Linked DNA regions of Homo sapiens: regions 1 and 3 are each linked to region 2. A link is a contact called in ENCODE Hi-C or POLR2A ChIA-PET data. All regions are on one chromosome and are shown on one strand. Each heading gives the region's core, a stretch centred on a gene start or an enhancer-like site at or near the end of the contact. The rest is flanking DNA. Distances are from core to core; before and after follow the strand shown.

Region 1 (4,312 bases), core at 164-2,663, 200 kb before region 2:
GAAAAAAATATGTCTATTTTAAAAACCCTGAAATTTGAACTTTTTTTTTTTTTTTTTTTGAGATGGAGTCTTGCTCTGTTTCCCAGACTGGAGTGCAGTGGCACGATCTCAGCTCACTGCAACCTCTGTCTCCTGGGTTTAAGCGATTCTGCTGCCTCACCCTCCCTAATTTTTGTATTTTTAGAAGAGATGGGGTTTCGCCATGTTGGCCAGGCTGGTTTTGAACTCCTGATCTCAGGTGATCCACCCACCTCAGCCTCCCAAAGTGTTGGAATTACAGGCGTGAGCCATCTTGCCCAGCCTGAACATATTTTTTAAATGGTGTGTTTTTTTCTTTCAATGACACTAGCTTAAACTAAGCCATTTGAACTCTTATTTTAATGGATCAACTATTTGATCATTTATTTAACATCATGTGATAGTTAATGTTATGTGTCAATTTCACTAGGTTATGCTACCCAGGCATTCGGTCAGACATTATTCTAGATGTTTCTGTGAAGATGCTTTTTAGATGTGTCCTAATTTTCTGAATGGTGGCTTGGACCAGGGTAGTAGCAGTGGAAGTGGTAAAAGTGGTCAGAGTGGAGGTATTTTGGTAGCATGGGTGCGATTTCCTGACAGATAGAATGCGGGTCATGAGAAAGGCAGGAGTCAGGGGTGGCATAAGGTTTTTGACCTTAGCGACTGGAAGGAAGGAGTGGCTACTTATGTTGATGGGAAAAGACTGAAGAGTGGGACGGTTTGATTTGGTTTAAAATCAGCATCAGCACCTCCCATTTTATAATGGAGGACTTGTGTGTGTGTGTGAAGGAAAATGTGTCTTGGTTGAGTGCAGTGGCTCATGCCTGTAATCCCAGCACTTTGGGAAGCTGAGACAGGAGGATCACTTGAGCCCAGGAGTTCAAGACCAATCTGGGCAACATAGCAAGACCTTGCCTCTATTGAAAAAAAAAAAAAGTGACTGAAGCACATGACCCTAGAATCATCTAGATAATACTGCAACTATGAACTGCGCTAGAAGCTGCATGCTCATCATTTCTCTTTACAATGTCCCTGTGATACCGATGTGAGCATGAGCATGCCAAGTTTATGTTTATTACTATAATTATTATATAATACTTACCAAGCACTTCTTGGGGTTTTAGGTACAGAGACCTAAAGTTATTTGCCCAAAGTCACACGGCCAGTAGGTGGCAGGGCTGGAATTCAAATTGGGTTACTGTACCCTGGAGTCCCTATCCCTTCAAGACATTGTTTTGTGCCTAATTGCGAATCTGAACTTTGTACAACCTCCAAAAGAAATACTTGATAATAATTCTGAATCATCCATTTCCACACTCTAGGGGGGTGAACTAAGTAATTTTTTTCATATTGCAACTGTTTGCTTTTAAGTTCTACAAATAGAAAAAATAAGCATTTCCCTATTGAAGAGGAAGTGTAACTGGACACTACATGCTTTGCTTAGTCAAGGGGAAAATTTAATATAAAAACCACTATACATTTGAGGAAGTGGGTCAAGAGGCTGAAAGGCCAACAAAGAATCAGAGAAATGTATGCTTCTCCATAATAATTGTTTACAGTTGAAGGAAAGTCCCAAAAGCAGTATACATCCCAAATTTCTACTTTGTCCAAGTCAAAGATCCTTGAACCTGGCAATGAGTAGATGTGCACCTTATAGGGCATACAATACACTCACACAGTTTGTAGGATGAACAAATATACTCGGTCTTCTTTCTTTCAACTTCCTTTCCCTGAAGTGACAAGCAGCAACAGAACTAGGAAGACCCAGCTTTGCTTCATGTATTTATTCTTGATGATTATTGTCATAAAGATGTGAGTTTCAGGAAGTAGATACCAGCCAAACTGGTACAGAGCTGGTTACAGAAGGCAGCTTTTGGGTATAATCCCAGTTTAATTTTAGAGGAAAACACGTGCAACACAAATGCTTTATTTTACCAACTTGTTTTCCATGCAGTTATGATTTTAATGAAATCAAATAAACTCTTCTTGCTCAGGGTGAATATATACTTGAACTTCATAAATAATCATTTCAGATGAATTCTCCCAGTTTCGAAGAAACTGGTCATCTGGTAGCAGAGCCTGCTTACTATTCCCCAAGGGGTCTGCTCACCACACTGGCACCTCCTGCCTTTTGCTTGTCTCTCTACTGGTTCAGCCAACTCTGGGCATAAATCCCTCCCTTCATTTTCCAAAGAGATAGTGGTGACAAGATTACAGCTTTAATGTGACTTCCCTGAAGGTTTATGGGTAAAGGAAGGGAATTCCTACCCAGGCAGTCACTTGTTAATGCTGCCATGCTGGGGCCATGCTTGGAACCCACAGGAATGAACTCAGGGCCTTGAAGGGCCTCCTGTCTGCTAAGGAGCCAGGCCAACCTCTTCAGAATCACAGTGCCCTCAGGCAAATCTCTCACCCTGGTAGATGCCCACGCACCTTGAGATCAGAGGGAGGGAGAGGTGCCTCCCTGAATCAGGGATTATGGATTCCTTCAAGTCTTCATTTCCTGGCCTGAAGTTCATTTCATTTGCTTCCCAGGAGGGCTGAGGCTCACTCTCGTTGTTTTTTTTTTTTTTCGGAGTCTCACTCTATTAGCAGGCTGGAGTGCAGTGGCGCGATCTCGGCTCACTGCAGCCTCCGCCTCTCAGATTCAAGCAATTCTCCTGCCTCAGGCTCCCGAGTAGCTGGAACTACAGGTGCGCACCACCGCGCCCAGCTAATTTTTGTATTTTTAGTAGAGACGGGGTTTCACCATGTTGGCCAGGCTGGTCTTGATCTCTTGACCTCATGATCTGCCCGCCTCAGCCTCCCAAAGTGCTGGGATTACAGGCGTGAGCCACGGCGCCCGCCCATTCTCATTTCTTTTTTTTTTTTTTGAGACGGAGTCTCGCTGTGCCTCCCAGGTTGGAGTGCAGTGGCGCGATCTCGGCTCACTGCAAGCTCCGCCTCCCAGGTTCATGCCATTCTCCTGCCTCAGCCTCCCAAGTAGCTGGGACTACAGGCGCCCACCACCATGCCCGGGTAATTTTTTGTATTTTTAGTAGAAACGGGGTTTCACCGTGTTAGCCAAGATGGTCTCGATCTCCTGACCTCGTGATCCGCCCGTCTCGGCCTCCCAAAGTGCTGGGATTACAGGCCCATTCTCATTTCTTTTAGGAGCAACCTCTCTACTCCACCCACAAGGTGAGGCCTGGCCCCAGGGTTCCCCAAAAACAATCCTACCGCACCCGCGCACCTGGGCGGTGCCCTCTGGAGCCAGTCCAATGGTCTCCTTCAGCATTAAGTGAGGGCATGGGTGTCTTGCTACAGACCTGGGGGCTGCTGGCCTCTCTGCAGTGACAAATGCTACATCCCATGCTCATACCTTCCCAAGTAGAAGCAATCACTTTTAGTAGCAGAAAAATTGAAATACGTCTCTCAAAGTAACAAAGTCAAGTGTATGCACACTTTGGCCAGGCGCGGTGGCTCACGCCTGTAATCCCAGCACTTTGGGAGGCTGAGATGGGTGGATCACGAGGTCAGGAGATCGAGACCATCCTGGCTAACATGGTGAAACCCCGTCTCTATGAAAAAAATACAAAAAAAAATTAGTTGGGCGTGGTGGTGAGCGCCTGTGGTCCCAGCTACTTGGGAGGCTGACGCAGGAGAATGGCGTGAACCCGGGAAGAGGAGCTTGCAGTGAGCCGAGATTGCGCCACTGCACTCCAGCCTGGGCAACAGAGTGAGACTCCATCTCAAAAAAAAAAAAAAAAAAAAAAGAGTATGCACAATTTTAGGGGTTTCTGGTGATTTTCCAGAAGTGTGGACACAGATGTGTCTAAGGCATAGTCTCTCCACCTGGTCACTGTTGACGTTTTGGGCCAGATGATACTTGGGTGGGGAAAAAGGGACTGTTCTGTGCATGTACCCACTAGATGCCAGTAGCACCTACCCCCACCCTCCAGTTGTGACAACCGAAAATGTCTCCAGACAATGCGAAATTCCTCTGGGGGTAAAACTGCCACCACTGCTTTAATGCAATTAATTTGCAATCTCTCAGCTTCCATAAGTGCTTTTGCCTACAATTCATCTTCAGGGCCCACGTTTTGAGGTTCTTTTCCACCTTCCCTTCCACAATCACCCTTCCTTTACTTCATAAAGAAAAGCATGCTCCTCTCTCCCACCCTTGGACTCTCACTAGGATGACCTGGGTGTGAAAATCTCTGGGGCACAAGCTAAGAGACAACTCAGTTGAGAAACAGAATGATTCCAGTGACTGGGTGACAAGCCCTTTAAGAAGGCTGGCACTTATTAA
Region 2 (4,051 bases), core at 1,481-3,980:
AATAAAAACCTTTTATAAAGGACAATTTCAAGCATATTTTTGAAAATTAATTTCAAAAGTAGACAGTATAGTTTTATGAATTTCTATGTCCCCACTAGCCAGTTCCAACAATTATTCCCACACAGCTGGTCTTGTCTCATCTATAATCCCAGTCTGCTAAGGTATTTTGAAGCAAATCCAGACTTTATATTATTCTATCCATAAGTATCTTAGAAGATAAAAGAAAATGACTTTTAAAAAACAATAACAATGTAGAACAAAGGACATTTATTTTGGATCCTGGCTTGTGGATGGGAGATAATTCCAGAATTATTTTGTCACTATTTACTTGCTACCTGGGCTGTGCTTGCCCCATTCAACAAAAGAGTGTACATTAGCTATTCTGTTTCTATGCTCTGGTCCTGTATTTTGAAAAGAGGGTTTATGTATTCAACAGATATTTGCTAATTCCTACTACAAGCCAGGACTGTGCTATGCACTGGGGATTCAGAGATAAAACACCCAAACTGGGAGAGAATCAGAAAAATCAGCCTCAATACAAACATAAATATAAATACAGCCTGATCCACTTTATGGCAGTGTTAAGTACAGGTTGTTTTGTGTCTGAGATGTATTTCTTTCTCTTGCCCACAATTTAAAAAGCCACCTTGATTGTGATTACATTTCAAGTGTTAATTAGGAATCAATTTAGGCCATATAATATGTAGCCTATTTTAGGTATCTAAGGTTTATCAGAAATTAACTCATTAACTAACGAAGATGCCTTTATCAGCGCCTGCAACTCCAGTGAAACAGTTTGAATTGTTTCCCTTCAATTTCCTCCCCAACTCTGCACTCACTGCTCTGATTTGGTAGCGGAAACACATCAAATGAGTTCTGTTCTTGCAAGTGAGGAAGGGACAAGAGAGGGGACACAAGATGAAAGGCAGGGAGGAGGAGAGTCTCCCAATCTCAACCTCTGGGAGTTTCACGCTTATCATCTGGGGTCCAGTTGGCATGCGGCCAGTGGGCGGTGGCAGCGGCCTCCTTGGGGCAGGAGTTCCTCACTCTTTTTCCTCCATTTGTCTCCTTGGGTCCCTGGCACCTGCTGAGTGAGAAGCCCAGATCTGTATTAGAAGCTGCTGCTCTCTGGCCCAAGAAGGGCAGCGGCCTCTGGATTAGGGAATGGAGGGATGGCTGTTCCCGGGATCACCCCTCTCCCTCTGCCTGTGTGCAGCCTTGTGTGCTCAACCCTGCACCCCAGGGGCCCTCAGACTACTATCATGAGGCCCAGGCCTTGAGCTGCAGAGCTGGTTAATTAGCGCTGGAGCCCAGGAAGCCCCATCTGTTCCCAGCACTTGTGTTGCTCTGATCTCTCCATTTCCCTGACTCCCAGGCCAGGGAGAGTTCTTGTCCTCCTACCCTGCAATCCCTGGAGATGCGCTCCCCCCAACCGCAGCCCAAAGTGCCTTTTCATGGGGCTGTAAGGCAGCTGTCACGAGGTAAATCCCACTCTTTACCCCGCCAGCAGGACAGGTAGGGACAGGTGGGAGGAATACGGGAGGAAACAGCTCCCACTGGTGACTGCCGGACCCTCTCCTCGCTGGCCGCAGACCCTGGAGCCACTTCCCTACCGTATCCAGAGCAGGCCCAGCCCCCGACAAAGGGACCTTTATATGGTGGTCCTGGAATTTTAGTTGGGTTCCCGTAAATGCAGACCCTGACAAGGTCTTGGGCACAGGAGGTTTATCTGAGGGGACTCCAGGAAGCAGGAGTCAGGGAGAAGGAAGCAGGAAACAGAAGTAGACGTCATTACTGAGATTGCTGCTGGAGGCAACAGGGGTCTTGAAGGTAAGAAACATGTCCTTACGGGAGAAGCTGCCTTGGTGGGTTTGGAAAGTGTGAAGAGTTCGCAGGCGTGCTCATCATCAACTAAGTGGACAGGTGAAAGCTGGAGGGGCTCTGCAGAAGCCCTGAGTTGCACTAAAATCTGTACTAATCCAAATAGTGGGTCTAGATTCCCTCTCCTACTCAAAATGACTTTAACTCCTCCAATTTAGCAAATATTGGTTGAACATCTCCTACTGTATTTAATGGAATGTAAGAGATCATTGACTATAAGGCACGCCATTATTTTAAGAGGCTCTAAGAAAAGAGCTTCCAACTCAGCTATGACACTCTATGAAAAGTAAGACTTTCCTAGGTCAGAAGCACAGAAGTGTAAAAAGAATGTTGGTCTCGGGATGGGTACCATGTGCACTGTAGCTTAATGGGCATAGTGGGGCATTGTGACATAGAAACTGCCCTTGCTCCCAGCAGAGGAGAAAAAGCGTGTAAAGCAATGTCAGTGATAACAAGCAAAAATAGGACAGGGGAGAAAGCCAAGAGTCTTCAGACCACAAGAGAAGGAGAGATTAATTCTGGTAGGGAGGTATCAAGGAGGCCTTCCTGGATGAGGGGGTGGCATCTGAGCTGGGCTCAGGAAAAGGTGGGGCTTGAACTATTGGGGATGAAGGGAAAGGCATTCCCGGCAAGTGGGAACAGCACAGGCAAAGGCTCTGAGAGGTCCTAGAAATAAAGTTATTGCACTTCAAGGGGGTTGTAAGATTTATGGGTGAGGATAAGGAAAAAGTAGAGAATTAGAAAAGCAGTGAACTTACCCCTTTACCCAGAAATCCCCCTCCTAAGTGCATGGCCAAGAGAAATTTGCCCTCAAGTGCACCTTTTCCCTTTAGGAAAATCCACCTGGATGGACAGCAGCAGAGGGAGGAGGAGGCAGGACAGACCAGAAGAGAGACAATGAGGTTCTGAACCTAGATGTTGGCCAAGGGAGCAGAGGAGGGCAGGTGAATGGCGCTATAGGGGATACTGTAGCAGGAGGGTTGACTGGACTCAGCAACTGGGGAGGGAGTAGGCAAAAAGAGAGCCTGGGAACTTAGGACAAGAAGCAGGGTATTTTTTTTTTTTCAAGGGAGAGGTAAGCAACAATGATTTACTTGTTCTTACACATGGAACTCTCCAGGGCACTACACCTGCATTTAAATCACTTGGCTCCTGGCACATGGCTCTCCTCCCATTTCTCTTTCTGTCCACTCCCTCTTCATTTGTCCTCTGCCCTCTTCGTATGACTGTTCCTTGGGGCCCTGTCTCCAGGTCAGGAGGCCCTCGCCCTGCAATCACCCTTCCTGGGAGCCTTCACTTCACCTGTGATCTCAAGACCTCTCCCTACTGCCTGACTCGCGCCGAGCTTATGGAACATCTTCCCTTGAGGGTCGCAGTCCATTCGATGAGGTATTTTCCCCATGAAATCCCTTATCTTTGGGAACCTCTTCTTTTCCTTGTGCGTCCTATGTGGGTGGATGGAGAACCACTCTCCACGTGGTTACTCGGTCCAGAAGGGCGGCTGTCTGTACAAATGCGCCTCTTCCTTTCACTTCCTCTATCCAACCAGCTTCTTCTGCCCACCTCCCTTTCATGCTCCTTTCACGCTCCTTTCACATGCTCTTGGCTCACCGTTTTTTTCTTTAAGTTTTTAGAGACAGGGTCTCGCTCTATCACTCAGGCTAGGGTGTGCTGGCACGACCATGGCTCACTGCAGCCTTGACCTCCTGGGCTCAAGCTATCCTCCTGCCTCAGCCTCCTGAGTAGCTGGGACCACAGGCACGCACCACCATGCCTGGCTAATTTTTTATGTTTTGTAGAGACAGGGGTCTCTTTCTTGCCCAAGCTGGTCTTGAACTCCTGGCCTCAAACAATCCTCCTGCCTTGGCTTCCCAAATTGCTGGGATTGCAGGAGTTTGCCACTGCGCCTGACCTGGCTCGCCTTTTTTGCTCCTGGGCGTTGCTCTGACAACCGCAACAAGCTGTCACCTGACAGCTGTGGCAGTGGGTATCTGCTGTGGCAGGCTTTCTGTCCAAGCCTGCGGGGACTTGCTTAGCTATACTGGCTTGTGTGTAAACTTGGAAGCTCAAGGGAGGTGGCTTTCCTTGGGGGAAAACTTTGACCAATAGGGGCAGGAGCTGATGAGCTCATCTGTCTTCCATCCATGTCTTGGGTGGACAATTCTGAGGC
Region 3 (3,945 bases), core at 407-2,906, 130 kb after region 2:
CCACGAGCTAACACGTTAGAACAATATAGCAAGTGCCTCCCATTTTCTGACTTTCAATTGTATGAAAATACTTTTCAATTCTGTAACATGGTTCAGACAAACCCCTCAAATTCTTTTTGGACTATGGAAGCTCGGTAAATTGTGAGCTTGGTACCTTCCCTACATAAAGTTTTTTCCCCTTTAAGTTCAAGTTCAAATGGAAAAGACAACTTGATCACCCCACTCCAATCAGGGTCCATTTCAAAGCTCTTAAATGTTGAGGACAAGCATGTTTTTAAAGCAGTTTCTCTGTATGTTTCTAACCTGCCTAAAGCAGGGGATGGGGTAATGTGGTGGCCATCAAGTTCAGATGTACCTGATGCAGCTGCTGTCACTGAGTGTTCTCCACATCCACCTGGCACATTAAACGTGTACTGGATAAAAGGCTGAGAAGATGAACTACAGGAGTAAGGATAGCAGTTTTTCCACTACACCTAGCCCCAGATTTATGTGGGATCTTCACTATGTAGTTTAGTGCCCACTTCTTAAAATGCGTCTCTTAACTATATCATAATGAGGATCTGAACAAGTTACAAGTTAGTTGGTCATTTCCTTTCCAAGTCACAACTGATGAAAGTCTGGCTGGATATTGAATAAGGGAATCACTCACAATACACTACCTACTTCAGCCAGGCATCTCGCAGAGATTCTGGCTCCCTAAGACCCAAAGGCAGAGATTTGTTCAGGCATCCTGATCTGCTGGGGGCACTGTGCAAGTTCTGGGACATTTGTTATGGGGTTCTTGACACACACCTGTGGCAGGGAGGACATGAAATACATTCTACAAGTGGCAGGGTGGACTTCAGGGTTGTAAAAAGTCACAGAGAATCGTAACTTGAAATGTCCTTTGCCAAGCTTTTCACTTTGTAGATGAGTAGATAGAGGCCCAGAAAGGTCAAGCAACTCGCTGGAGGATGCTCAACCTGGTCAGAGACGTAGATTTTTAAACTCCTGGAACAGGCCTCTTTTCACTGTGGCAGGTTGTATACCAGGACCTGAGGAGTTACTTAGAAGTGAACGAAATCACCAACAGATGAATGGATAAACCAAATGTGGCAGACACCCACAACAGAATATGATTCCACTGGAAGAAGGAATGAAGTAAGGATACATGCAACAACGTGGCTGAACCTCAAAAACATTATGCTAAGTGAAAGAAGCCAGTCACAAAAGGCCACATATTTTATGACTCCGTTTATATGAAGTATCTAGAATCAGTGAATCCATAGACACAGAAAGTAGATTGGTAGGGGTAGGGATGGGGGAGTGAGGAGGAACTGCTCAGTGGGTCCAGGTTTTACTTTGCAGCGATGAAAATGTTTTGGAATGAGACAGAGGTGGTGGCTGCACGACATTGTCAATGCCCCTGAAACTGTTCACCTTAAAATGGTTAACTTTGTGTGACATGCATTCGACCTTAATTAAAACAAACAAAAAAAAATAGTGAATGAGGTAGGAAGAGCTGACGGGTTAAACACAAAAAGGTGGGTGATGACAAGCAAATTGGCTGTGGAGGGTGGTGAAGGGAGAGGGGCAAAGAAGGCAAGCCCAGGGTGGGGCGGGGGAGTGTGGCCTCCTGGCTGTGCTGGTCTTATGGGCTGCCTGCCCCTGCTGTGGTCGCCTGCCAGCACCCGGCTGCACTAAGTCATTTCCTTCCTGTGCTGACTAAGCCACGCTGTCCTCCAGTGTCTTCATTAGCAACTGCTGCCTTTGCCTGAACAGCCCAGAGAGGTCAGAGCTGGAACTGATGGGGAGCCCCATGCCCAGCTCCCAGGAGGCCCCACCACTCTTCTTCCCGAGGCTCCCAGCTGCAATTCCAGAACAAGCAGATCCTTAGCTCTCCAGCTCACCCCTTACACTGGGCATCTGAGGGGCACAGATGGAGGGAACAGCAGGCCTGGCCCTGAGAGGGGGGACTCTCCTCAATGGGGGGATGGGGGGATGGGACCGTGAGGCTGGGGCTTGGGCTTCACAGGCAACTTTTCCTTCAATCAGTTCCTTTCTGATCCTGGCTCCCTCCTTTAAAAGGATTCAGGTCTGGGCCAGGCGCGGTGCCTCACGCCCGTAATCCCAGCACTTTGGGAGGCCAAGGTGAATGGGTCACCTGAGGTCAGGAGTTCAAAACCAACCCGGCCAACATGGTGAAACCCTGTCTCTACTAAAACTACAAAAATTAGCTGGGCGTGGTGGCGTGCACCTGTAATCCCAGTTACTTGGGAAGCTGAGGCATGAAGATGGCTTGAACCCAGGGCAGGGTTGCAGTGAACTGAGATCGTGCCACTGCACACTCCAGCCTGGGTGACAGAGTGAGACTCCATCTAAAAAAAAAAAAAAAAAAAAAAAAAAAAGACCCAGGTCTGTTTTCCATGTAGAGCATGGGCCCTCCTCGTCCACAATGCAATGCAAAGGATATTCCCAGAGAACTAACCGTGCATCATGCTCAGTACCAGGCACCCCAGGGCATGCAAAGGTGAGAACAGAGGCCTTGCCTTGCGTTGGGGGGGTTTGGGAAGTGGAACCTGTACAGAGCTCAGGGACAGTGCTGAGTTGTTCCTTGGCGCCCCGAGGCATACAGACCCCTTGTGATGCTGCAGGACAGATCATGTCACCCAGAGTAACAGAGACCATACCTTGTAGGACCTCCCAGAAGATTCAATGGGATGACACTCATGCAGTCAGGCACCTTCTTCTGCTTAATTGGATATGCGTGGTGTGCCAGGTTCTCCCTCTCAGGCCAGATGGCCTGTGAAGATGGTACTAGCATCACCCCTACTTTACAGATAAGGAAGCCAAGGCTAAGAAAGCTCATGTCTCTTGTCCAAGGTCACTCAGCTGGCAGAGCTTGGCCAAGGCAGCATACCACCCCACACCCAACTGCCTCTTCATGGTCTCCATGGTGACTGCCCCACTATGACCTACAGATTCCTGGCTGCTTGGGTTGGGGGAGCCTCAGCTGTGGGAGTCCACACCCAGCAGCAGCTGCACTCTGGGCAGGTCCTTGGGCCCAGGGCATCCATTCACTGCTGGCACCATGCAGAGGGCGACTCCTGGGATGTTTCATTTAATCCTCACAGCAGCACAGTTGTCAGGTGCTACTATTAATTACTCTATTTACATAAGAAGAGAGGATCAGGAAGGTCTCGTAACCTGGATCACTGTAGTATAGGGCTTTGGTCTGAATCCAGCTGCCTTGGATAGAATCAAAGTGCTCACCATCCTTTAGGCCTCAGTATCCCCCATCAATGAAGGATTCAGGACTTTTACACTTCCACCTTGTTCCCCACACTCTCCAAACCTCCTGACTTGCACTGTGCCACTCGTTCATTCGTTCATTCATTTTTTTGTGAGTCCTTATATCTAGCAGGTACCCTGAAGGTACAAGGATGTCCAAACCACAGTTTCCACCCTAGGGAAGCCCCACAACCAAGGACAACTCCTTTCTAGAACTGTCTAAACTCCGCTTCAGCAGAGGCCAGTGAATTCTCTTAGTGCACGGAGGACACACGGAGGAGGGCTGTTCTCACCCATCACAGCCTCCCTGCCAGCAGGGGCTCCCAGGACCTCTGCTCTGAGGTGGACCAGGACACCCAGAGGGCTCGGGTATTGGGGCAGAGCCTGATTGGCCCACGGAGCTTCCAAGATCACCCATTATGGCTCTATTCTACAGTTGAAACATGTTCAGAGTTTCAAAGAGGCCACTCCAGCCCTGTTCTGAAAAACAAGCTTCTACTGCCAAATCTGAGGATGAAGGAGAGAGAATTGCTCGTGGTCCTGTTTGGACTGCACTGCACCTGTGGCCCTTGCTCTGGGCTCCAGAACTTTTGCCTAGAAAGCAGAGGTGTCTGAGAGCCGGGCTGGTCTGGGAGGGAGGCAGAGGAAAAGGTGAGGCCAGGCATACAAAGCTTA

Evidence for each region. Hi-C counts contacts between places; a loop is a spot of excess contacts on that map. ChIA-PET counts read pairs that join two places held with the same protein, here RNA polymerase II (POLR2A). Pooled maps may share reads with other maps.
Region 1: a pooled map shows a loop between it and region 2 (2.5-fold over the local background). The contact joins the enhancer-like site here to the promoter of LINC01548 in region 2. A Hi-C loop is called at or near these places in 1 of 50 pooled maps. POLR2A ChIA-PET finds 5 or more read pairs at or near these places in 2 of 52 experiments (CD8-positive, alpha-beta memory T cell and naive thymus-derived CD8-positive, alpha-beta T cell).
Region 3: a map of colonic mucosa shows a loop between it and region 2 (2.0-fold over the local background). The contact joins the enhancer-like site here to the promoter of LINC01548 in region 2. A Hi-C loop is called at or near these places in 1 of 168 maps with a recorded cell type or tissue (colonic mucosa). POLR2A ChIA-PET finds 5 or more read pairs at or near these places in 1 of 52 experiments (activated naive CD4-positive, alpha-beta T cell).

What each region holds. Positions count from the first base shown.
Region 1 is chr21:33,371,717-33,376,028 of GRCh38, reverse strand. No RefSeq gene overlaps it. Among named protein-coding and RNA genes, the nearest start is that of IFNGR2, 30 kb to the left of the region's middle. Within about 2 kb of position 1,413, at least 12 of the 41 ENCODE cell types and tissues checked have a DNase peak (open chromatin) inside an H3K27ac peak, as active enhancers do.
Region 2 is chr21:33,168,915-33,172,965 of GRCh38, reverse strand. It overlaps LINC01548 (long intergenic non-protein coding RNA 1548), which reads left to right and starts at 2,730. Exons shown (of 4, transcript NR_024102.1): 1 at 2,730-2,825; 2 at 3,133-3,270. LOC105372787 (a long non-coding RNA gene) reads left to right here. Exons shown (of 3, transcript XR_937675.3): 3 at 1-25. RefSeq lists an enhancer at 3,449-3,518.
Region 3 is chr21:33,034,352-33,038,296 of GRCh38, reverse strand. No RefSeq gene overlaps it. Among named protein-coding and RNA genes, the nearest start is that of OLIG2, 10 kb to the right of the region's middle. RefSeq lists enhancers at 1,226-1,778, 1,779-2,332, 3,931-3,945. Within about 2 kb of position 1,656, at least 3 of the 41 ENCODE cell types and tissues checked have a DNase peak (open chromatin) inside an H3K27ac peak, as active enhancers do.